Linked DNA regions of Homo sapiens: region 1 is linked to region 2. The links are chromatin loops, found by intact Hi-C in ENCODE. Cell type or tissue: PC-9. All regions are shown on one strand. Each heading gives the region's core, and the rest is flanking DNA. Links, peaks and the distances in the headings are about the cores only. Region 1 overlaps PRKCA (protein kinase C alpha). Region 2 overlaps PRKCA (protein kinase C alpha).

Region 1 (5,378 bases), core at 75-5,074, 250 kb after region 2:
GATACAAAGACAGACTTCTGCATTCAGGTAGTTTTGCAGTTCAAGAGGAACCTATTAATGTCACTTTCCTCTTTTTACCTTGGTTTCCAGGAAGCTCAGAGATAAAGTTAATACTTAATCCTCAGTTCGGCAGCATCCTTTAGGACCTCTCTTTCCTCCCTGTTAGACTGTCATGTCAGTCCTCTGTGTGTGGGAGGTGAGAGATAAATGATGAAAAATTAAAGGGGAGGTAGACAGAATCATAATTATCATAAGTGGCAGAATATGTTAAGTGGCATGCAAAAGACAGAAATAAAATGCTCTGGAAGGTCAGATGAAGGAGAGAAATTGTAACTGGTATTGACATCTGGAGAGACTTCCTGGAGGAGGAAGGAGACTTTGATAATGACTTTTCAGGTGTTTCAGCAGGTGGAGTCCTGGCAGGTGGAGGCAGCAGCCGAAATGAAGACACAGATGAGAGACACCAAGGTGCCTGCCATCTGGGACTCACCGAAGAGAAAGATCAGATGTCCAGGTTTATAGATGTAGGAAAGGATCCTGAGGCTGCTCTGATCATTTCCATGATGAATTTGATGAATTTGATGAATTTGGTAGCTATCAGGAGACCTACTCTTGGGCCAGTGGGGGCAGCTTGTGCCCTGGTATTGTGGTGTTCACCTTATCTGTCCATCCAGGTCACAGGCATCACCTGGAAGCCGCAAGCCTTACCCACCTTTCAATCCCTCATGGCCCAGGCTGGCGCCACATTTTGCCTGAGCTCTCATTCTGCCTGTGCCTTGAGATGATTTTGTTTTGAAAAACGGGTCAGAAAGGTTTGGAAACAGCAGTGTGTTTCCTTTACTTAGAGAAAAGCGTCCTAATTCTGCTTTTCAGATAAATCTTTAGACTCATCCTCCCACGACTCCTTAACATGAGATCAGCGGGTTATATATTTAATGAAGAAGTAAAAGATGTTCCTTTGGTGCTGTTCTACTTGAGTTAATGTATTTCACCAGCCAATACTACTGTATTCCCTATTCAGTAAACAGTATATTTAATACATATGTAGTACAGTAAATGCTCTTGCATTGGAATTATGCATGTAAAATCTGATGAAACCCTAAACTCTGTAGTTTAGTTAATGGTATTGTAGCATTGTCCTGGGTCTGCAAATGTGCCGTGGTTATGTAAGATGTTATCACTGGGGAAGCTGGATGAAGGGTATGAAGGAACAGTCTGTACTATTTTTGCAAATTCTTGTGAGTCTTAAATTATTTCAAATTAAATAGCTTTAAAAAAAAAAGAATTAAAGAGATGATCTAGTCCGGTTGTTTTCAACTTTAATTTTAGCAGTGGTCTCCCTCTTCTGCCTTCTCCTGCCTCCATCCTCAGCATCCTTAGGCACCACCTGACGTTTTAAAAATGCTGATCCCACCCAATACATTTAGGCTCCAGATGAGGAAATCAGGGCCCACAGAAGTAAAATGCATCACTATTTAGAGGCTATTGATAGAAACACAGTGAGCCTGGGGAGTTTTTAGGACGAGTTGCTCTCTGCAGATCTTCATGACTCACAGCTCTGTCGCTAACACTGTGGTTTCTTTTGTCAGACTAGGTGAGATTAATTAGACTGGAAAAGAGTTTCCATGCTCCTGCATCCCATTGCTGCAGTGCAAGAAATGGCATCATCCATATAATTGAGACAGTGCAAGAGGTGGTTTGGGTTAGCAGACAGTTTAACAAAACACCACTCAGGGCATTTGCCAAGAGGACTGGCTTGAAAGTCCAGGCATGGGGTGCAGAAGTCGGGAATGCGGGACCTAGGAGGAAGTCCCTTGACTTCTGCCAGCTTGGCCTTCACTCTGACCACCTATGAAGCCTGAGGGTGATTAGCCCAGAGGATAGGGAGTCCTGTTTCCTCCCCATCCAGGCCCAAGTCACTAAAGTATTTTGGGGAAACCCTGGGCACCTTGAAGTTTGCTCCTAAGGATAATGTAATAATAATTGCTTATATTTGTCTAAGGATTTTCAGGTTGCAAAGTCTTTCTCTTATATTCCCTAAGCTGGGTGTCACCCCTTGCCCATGACACGGGCAGATTGGTTTTATTTCTGCTTTATAAATAAATGACGTGACTTTTCCAAGGTAAGAGCTTGTGCCGGGACTGGGGTCAGAACACAGGTCTCCACAGTCCTGCTAAGTGCTCTTCTCATAGGAGACTCTCTTGTTCTAAACAAAGATCCTGGTTATTGTGAAGCACCTGTGCACAATTGCTGATCAACAAACAGCTGGTGCTATTATTATTACTGTCGTTGTAATTCATAGGCAGGATCTTTGGCCACATGTAATTTTGGGGTGTGACAACTCCAAGACTTGCTGGTTCTCCAGACTTAGGCAGGAGGTGGAAGCGATGGTTTCCTCTCTTCCTACACCTCCAAACGGTGAGAACCTGAAGGTGCCATATGGCTGTTGCGTGAGTAAGCCTTAGGTTTTCCTGAAAAGTGAGTTGCCTGTGTGCCACATCAATGGAGATCTATGTGACAACCAACTGGTATGACAACCACCCTGGGGCTGCCTGGCATGCACATACTCCTGAGGGCTCCGTGCGAGCTGCCATTCTTTATTAATTTAGTGCCATTTGTTGATGCCTCGTTTCTGCAGGGAAAACTGGTTCCTTCATTTCCCCTGGCATATTCTGCGCCCTCCGCACTGTAGGACGCAACCTTTCCTGTCAACACAGGTATTTTTAATTGGTGCTGGCACCAACCTACTCCCTGAACATTCTTCCTGATGTCCTGGGATCCTGGCAAAAGTGGTGGGCTTCCCTAATGGTGGAAGTCTAAGGCCATACTTCAGACCGTGGACCCAACTACTGCTTTCTAGAAGAAATAACCTGTCAAGGAAGATGTTGATGTCTCACACCCTGAGAGAAACATTTAGGAGGTAAACCACTGACCTGCCTCGAGGATATCATTAATCATCTACACATAGAGGTGCTAGGTACTCACCTCGCACCAGTGACACACTTACTAAATATTTGTTGAATGACCTCCTAGAGCAGTGGTTTTCCAGTCTTTAGTGTGTCCGCCAACACAAGGATCACTGGCAGGATCTGCTCAAACACAGACTGTGAGGCCCCACCCCCAGAGTTTCTGACTCGGTTGGTCTGGGAAAGGACTAAGTACTATGCCTTTCTAACAAGTTCCAAGTGATGTGATGCTGTGCGGGAACCATGCTCTGAAAACCCTTGTCCTAAAGCAGGGCTTGGCAAACTTTTCCTAAAAGGACCCAAATAGTAAATATTTTAGATTTTGTGGCCCACACAGTCTCTGTCATAATTACTCAACTCTGCCATTATAGCCAAAGAAAATATGTAAATAAAGGAGCATGTCTGTTTTCCAATAAAATTTTATTTACAAAAATAGGTGGTGGACTTGTTTCTAAAATATATATATATATATGTGTGTGTGTGTGTGTGTATATATATATATATATGTTGCAAATATAAAAATGCGTTGTAAATATATTGAGAGCCAGATCCTCATTCTGGGTAGATCTCCAAAAGCTCTTGTGATGGGAATCCAACGTTGGTCACATCGTAGGTCTGTGCTCTCTGAAGCAGCACAAATACAAAACTTGGAGTGAAACAGAGATGAGCGTTGTTCCTGTGCAAGGATCACGTGCAAATATGTGAACTGTTTCATATAAAAAAAAATCTGAGGTCTGATGTTCATCAACCATGTGATTTGGGGAAGGTCATTAACATCTCTGTAAAACGAGGATAATTAGGCAGTAAAAACTAGGGGAAAATGCTCATTTTTATAAGTTCTGGGTGGTGCAGACACGAGGGGTTTACTATTCTTTATACTTCTCTGTATGATTGAACTATTTCAGAATTCTCAAATCTGTGTCTTTAAAAAGTAGTCATAGGCCAAATGCTTTGGGAGGCCAAGGCAGGTGGATCACGAGGTCAGGAGATCAAGACCATCCTGGCTAACAAAGTGAAACCCCGTCTCCACTAAAAATACCAAAAATTAGCCAGGCGTGGTAGTGGGTGCCTGTAGTCCCAGCTACTCGGGGGGCTGAGGCAGGAGAATGGCATGAACCTGGGAGGCAGAGCTTGCAGTGAGCAGAGATCGTGCCACTGCACTCTAGCCTGGGCAACAGAGCAAGACTGTCTAAAAAAAAAAAAGTCATAACAAGCCTTTGGCATATATGTGGCTTAGGGTTTAGGTTCCATAGTCAACCAAAAGATGAATTATCTTACAGTCAGAATCACCTTTGGAATTCCCCGAAATCACCAGCACCAAGGCCCTCAGAAAGTCAGCAGCCAAGAATATTCTGCTTTATGTCACTTTGCATTGGAGAAACCCTGAGAGAAAGGTTAATTCAAGCTTATTATGTCTACAGTAGATCTCTGGATCTCCTGCCCTTCCCCAAACCCTGATCTTCTAAAGTCTTGCTTAATTCAGTGGATGGCCACTCTGCCTTTGCAGCTGCTCAGGCCACAAGGAGTGATTCAAGAGGAAGAACTTAATAGGAATGAGTCCTGATAGGTACATGTTGAATATGAAATTGTTTTATAGTTCCAATAGAACAGTAGAGTCTATGGCCATACCACCCTGAACATGCCTGATGGAAAGCTAAGCAGGGTCGGGTCCGGTTAGTACTTGGATGGGAGACAAATAGATCATCTAAGTAGAAGCTCAGAGCTCTACTATTATTTATTTATTTATTTTTTGAGATGGAGGCTCGCTCTGTCGCCCAGGCTGGCGTGCAGTGGCATAATCTCAGCTCACTGCAACCTCCACCTCCTGGACTCAAGCGATTCTCCTGCCTCAGCCTCTCAAGTAGCTGGGATTACAGGCACACGCCACCATGCCTGGGTAATTTTTGTATTTTTAATAGAGACAGGGTATCACCATGTTGGCCAGGCTGGTCTCAAACTCCTGATCTCAGGTGATCTGACTGCCTCAGCCTCCCAAAGTGCTGAGATTACAGGTGTGTGCCACTGTGCCTGGCCTACCTTTATATATTAATAAACAGAGGAGGCTGGGCGCGGTGGCGCATGCCTGTAATCCCAGCACTTTGGGAGGCCGAAGCAAGTAGATCACCTGATGTCAGGAGTTTGAGACCAGCCTGAATAACATGGTGAAACCCCATCTCTACTAAAAATTAAAAAAAATTAGGTGTGGTGGCAGGCACTTGTAATCCCAGCTACTTGGGAGGCTGAGACAGGAGAATCGCTTGAACCTGGGAGGCAGAGGTTGCAGTGAGCCGAGCTCGTGCCACTGCACTCCAGCTTGGGTGACAGAGTGAGACTCTGTCTCAAAAAATAATAATAATAAAATTGAATAAATAAATAAGCAGAGGCCCCAGAAGCAGAGGCGCTTATCTGCAC
Region 2 (5,378 bases), core at 279-5,278:
AGAGGTTGTAGTGAGCCGAGATGGTGCCACTTCATTCCAGCCTGGGTGAAAGAACAAGACTCTGTCTCAAAAAAAAAAAAATTGTTTTTGATGAAGCCATTAATGTTATAGTTAAAATATATTTAGGTATGCTAGGACTCCATTGCACTTTCCTATTTTTTATGAGTTATTTGTGTATTTAATGGGGCACCTAGCACTATGACATTTCATATATGTAGAATATATATATATGCTTGACACACGGAATGCTCAGTGAAAATGTATTAAATATGAACGAACAAACTTCTGCCCGCACTTTAGGGCCAAGAGTATAATTTTCTGCTGTAATGATGACAGAGAGCTATAGTGGAGTGTGACCTTTTGATGTACTGCTGGTCCTGATTATAGTTTACTTGACTTTGAAGGCTTGATCAGGAATAAAACCTCCAATTATATCACTTTTTCAGTGGCAAACCTGTTTTATGGAGTAGTGATTTGTCTTGCAACAGGGCTTTGGAAACTCATTAAAACCAGGGATTTTCTCGCACATTTCCTAAGAGAATTACAAATATGAAAAGCTGTGGATAAAAATTATCTGATTTTTGAAGATTTGCTCATTTTTAGAATAAAACGTTTTCTTATATTTTCATATCATGTTTTCTAAATTTTTATTCTTTCTTGAGGGAACCATTCCAAGTTGTACAAGTACGTTTCTTTAAATATTTGCATTTGACAATGACTCCCTTCTCTGGTTCTTCTAACACCTTAAATGACTTTTTTTTTTTTGAGACGGAGTCTCGCTCTGTCGCCCAGGCTGGAGTGTAGTGGTGCCATCTCGGCTCACTGCAAGCTCCACCTCCCGTGTTTATGCCATTCTCCTGCCTCAGCCTCCCAAGTAGCTGGGACTACAGGTGCCCGTCACCACACCTGGCTAATTTTTTTTATATTTTTAGTAGAGACGGGGTTTCACTGTGTTAGCCAGGATGGTCTCAATCTCCTGACCTCGTGATCCGCCCCCCTCAGCCTCCCAAAGTGCTGGGATTACAGGTGTGAGCCACTGCACCTGGCTGACTGTTTTAATTACTAGTATGTGTCCGTAAATGCCTGAGCAGGGGTTTTGAGAACTGTGCCTTCCTCTTCTTTGACTTTTAAAACTGATTTCTTGTGCAGTATTATCTTTCTGAATTATGTAGCAATTTTGCTTTACCCAGGATTAGGTGTGCTCCTCTGGGTTGGGTGGTTGTGTAGTACATCATGTGATCAGACAGCAGGCATGGACCAGGACGGTCCCTGGCAGGCACTGTGTGGGGCTCAACTCCTTCCTTCCCTTGTCTTACCTTACTCACTGGAGCATTTGTTGCTTTCTCTCCTCTCAGCCCATCAACCTAGAGTTGAGTAGGAAAGAGTGCATTGAATCAAGTATTTAAATTGCTCTGATGGTTTTGTATGTGCTATAGAAGGAATTCGAAGACAGTTTACTTTTTGTCATTTTCATGGGAATCAAGAACCTCATTTAATCAGTAGCCTGGTATTAGTTCTAAATCATCCACACATAGATGTGGGGTGATTTTGGTCATGTTATTTTATAGGGCATTGCCCTTCTCCTCCAGCCAAAATATTTGTAATACAAAGCCCATGATTCTGTCCTCTCTCTGTCTCTGGTTTCATTGATAAACTTGTAATATTTTTTATAAAAACTCTTTTAAAAATTAAAAATAGATCCTGGTATGGTGGCTCACACATGGAATCCCAGCACTTTGAGAGGCCGTGGCCAGAGGATTGCTTGAGCCCAGGAGTTTTAGGCCAGCCTGGCCAACACAGCGAGACTCTTCCTGGGCAACATAGACGCTGCCTCTACAAAATAAAAATAATACTTGATAGAAAATTCAAACAGATGGAAGGGCACAATTATTTTTTTTCCGAGACGGCATCTTGCTGTGTTGCCTAGGCTGCGTGGCGTGATCTCAGCTCACTGCAACTTCTGCCTCCTGGGGTCAAGCAATTCTCCTGCCTCAGCCTCCCAAGTAGCTGGGATTACAGGCACTCACCACCACACCCAGCTAATTTTTTGTGTTTTTTAGTAGAGATGGGGTTTTGCCATGTTGGCCAGACTGGTCTTGAACTCCTGACCTCAGGCGATCCGCCCACCTCGGCCTCCCAAAGTGCTGGGATTACAGGTGAGAGCCACCGCGCCCAGCCAGGCACAGTTATTTTTAAGTTTCTTTTCCCATGCTATAGGTTCATTTTGCAGATGTAACCGCTTTTGAAGTCTCGTTGTGTCGTTTAAGAACTGCTTTTGAGGTATCTCTGCCCTACATTATATCATCCTACAGTTCTGAGACTTGCTTTTTTCATTAACAGTATAGATCTTGGACCTCTTTCACCATCAGCACAGAGACATAACTTATTTTGCAATTGTTCAGTAGTGCTTCGTTGTGTGGATGTGCCAAAATTTATTTAAGCAGAGCCCAGTTGATGGGCATTTAAGTAAAAAACATGCCGTGTTTTGCCTTTTTAAAACAAAGCTGCAGTGAATATCCTTTGACTGCCTGGATTTGAATCTTGGCTCCAGCAGTTGCCAGTTCGTCGACTCTGAGCAAGTTGCTTTATCTCTCATGTCTGCAGGTTTCCCCTCTGTAAAATGGGAATATTAATAATATATGATGGGTATGTAGAATAAAATAGCCAGTGCATATGATACCCAGAATAATGCCTGGGACACAGTGAGTGATCAGTGATCATTAGCTCTGTATGGCTGCCTGTGCCTTTGCACACTTGAGAGTAAGTCAGTCAAATAAATTCCTAAATGCTGAATTGCTGGGCTGCTGGTTCAAAAAATGTACAATTCAAATTTTGGTGGATACTCCCTGTTGCCCTACACACATTATACCAAGTTATTCTTCCACTAGTAATTAAACTTTTAACCTCTAAAAGCCTTTTTTTTTTCTTTTAATGTAAGGCTTGAAAGCAAGAACATTCCTTCATTACTTCCTCCTACTTATCTTTACTCTTGGCCTTACTACGTCATGACACATCTTATGAAATACTGGTGTGATAATAAGCACTTTGTGCAGCCCTACCATGGAAGAATTGGTGAAAATGTAAAGGTTCTCAGTGGTCTTCAGACTTGTGTTTGAGTTTCTCTCTTGCAACAAGGTGCCTGACTAAGAGAGTAAAGGTTACTTCCTGCATGTTTAATGGGGCTTGATATTTGCATATGGGCAGGTACATCCTGCTTAATGAACAGTGTTGGGAGCCATGTGGATGATTGACATCAACTTGTAGTACAACAGGAAAACATTCCTAGATTAATGTTCCTTTTCACTGGGTAGGGCTAGAGGGCAACTGCAACGAGTGAAATGCTAGGCTGCAGGTAGATGGCTTGTCTTGAGCTATGAATAATATGTTTGGCAGCAGCATGGGCAGAAAAGTTGAGATTTCTGGATACAGGACCTGGTGAAGCAGGTTCTGTCACAGGGTCAGATCACCTCTAACACCTGGCCATCCCCAGTGCAAAGGAAAACTAGGAGAGAGAGAAGTGAGTATAAGAGGCAGCTGAGGGACTCTTGACAAAGTTGAGAAGGATCTGGTGTCCTGGGAGAGCTCCTGTCTTCTGGAATTAGTGATGCATCTTTTGTGGAGGCTCCTGATGGCTCAGTAAAAGGAGCCTTTCATCTTGCCCTTCCTACAGGGCTGAGAGGGGAGGGGTTCTTGGGACAAGTGGCTTTTAGCAGAGAACAATAGAAGCCGTAGGCTGGGCTGTCACTTGCTTTGCTACTTCTTAGTTTGTAATCATCCTCTGTGTGTCCCTGAAAGTCCCCTGGTTCTCTCTAAACTGTGGGGCTCCAACTGAATTCCTGTCTGCTCCCCAGGGGTGCCCCGCAGCAGTTAGAGCAGCTTGTTGAGAAGGAGCCGCAGGGGTAGGGCAGAGGTGGACCGGAAGCCGGAGGAGGCCACTTGACATGGCGATTGGAGCCCTCCCAGCCTGTGCTTTAGACCTGCCAGATTCCTACCCACCTCACCTTGGAGTGGGACATTTCTTTTCACAGTGCCCAGGCTTAACTATGCTGTCCCCGGGTCCATTCCCAACTGTTCCTATTCAAGATGTCTAGACCTTTGTTCCCTGCCTTGGCATTTTCCTTTCCTGGTGTGGAGTATCTCTTTTTGAAATAGCTATCTCAGCTTCAACATAGCAGAGCGGAAAACCTATGTCTGGGCTTGAGGCAGGGGGAGGAAACCGTAGATAGATCCAGGAATGGCCAAAGTAAGCAGAGATCCGTGAGCCTGGACGTGTCATGACATAACAAGGATATGTGGGTGGGAGGGGCAGGGATGACATCTTTAGCTTTCTGTGAAATCATAGACATGCTTTCATTATTTTGTAGAATCAAATAATTTTGAAGATAGAGATATCTGAGTCCATCGATACTTACCTCTTTTTTTTTTTCTTTGGGACGGAGTTTTGCTCTTCTTGCCCAGACTGGAGTGTAATGGCGCCATCTCAGCTCACTGCAACCTCCGCCTCCCAGGTTCAAGCGATTCTCTTGCTTCAGCTTCCCAAGTAGCTGGGATTACAGGTGTGCACCACCACATCTGGCTGATTTTGTGTTTTTAGTAGAGACGGGATTTCACCATGTTGATTAGGCTGGTCTCGAACTCTTGACCTCAAGTGATCCACCCGCCTTAGCCTCCCAAAGTGCTTAGGATTACAGGCATGAGCCACTGTGCCCAGCCGATACTTAGCTCTTATTGGCCATAGTTCTCTTGGAGAATTTGGGGAAAAGTATGGGCCTCTCCACACCATAAGTATACATGATGTACTTACCAAACACGTGCATGCAAGTTTAGGGGTTCACAGGCCCTGGAGGTTTGTCTGCACATCTGCACTGTGGGGCAGCTGCACCTTCCTATACACAAAGACCCAGGGTCGTGGAGAGACGGCACTTGTGTGGGTCACAGAGTTGGAGACAGTGTACCAGAAGTCATTGGTCCGCAGAGCCGTGTCTTGCATTTTATACTCCAGTACGTTGCTTCGGTGGGAAGGGTGACCTCATTTTTTGTTTAATTCGAAGACCTCACTGGGAAAGAAACACATAGAGATGTGGAAGGAAAAAGAAAAAGCTGTGGGAAATCGTGAATTCGTGGACATTGATGGTGAAAGGTTCATTTCAACCCTTGATGGGAACATCGTGATTCTGTTTAAGAAACAGCATCATGTATATGCCTTTCTAATAAAACGGCGCGGCACCTTCCCACGCAACTTGCAGCCACGAGGTTAACCAGAGATAAACGTGGCTTTCCTTTTCCTTACATCTTCCTGCAACACCCTTCACAATAGCCCACACCAAGAGAGTTCTTAGGGTAAATATCTGTGGCGTTAAATTTCACTTTAATACAGA

Evidence for each region. A loop is a pair of places that touch in the nucleus more often than their neighbours do. Peaks named below come from ENCODE experiments on the same cell type or tissue, not always from the same donor. Only the 100,000 strongest peaks of a DNase experiment are listed, where the experiment ranks them.
Region 1: it touches region 2 in a loop (4-fold over the local background); 1 of 110 quality-filtered maps calls a loop at or near these places.

Annotation. Positions count from the first base shown.
Region 1 is chr17:66,634,688-66,640,065 of GRCh38, forward strand. All of the region lies in intron 3 of PRKCA (protein kinase C alpha), which reads left to right. It also overlaps the pseudogene RNU6-928P and the pseudogene RNA5SP445. Among named protein-coding and RNA genes, the nearest start is that of MIR634, 150 kb to the right of the region's middle. In PC-9, for the core only: no CTCF peak of the experiment used is centred there; DNase peaks (open chromatin) are centred at 1,724 and 2,974; H3K27ac peaks cover 2,425 bases.
Region 2 is chr17:66,383,882-66,389,259 of GRCh38, forward strand. The region is part of intron 2 of PRKCA (protein kinase C alpha); the gene reads left to right. Among named protein-coding and RNA genes, the nearest start is that of PRKCA-AS1, 30 kb to the right of the region's middle. In PC-9, for the core only: no CTCF peak of the experiment used is centred there; a DNase peak (open chromatin) is centred at 3,150; H3K4me3 peaks cover 950 bases; H3K27ac peaks cover 4,298 bases.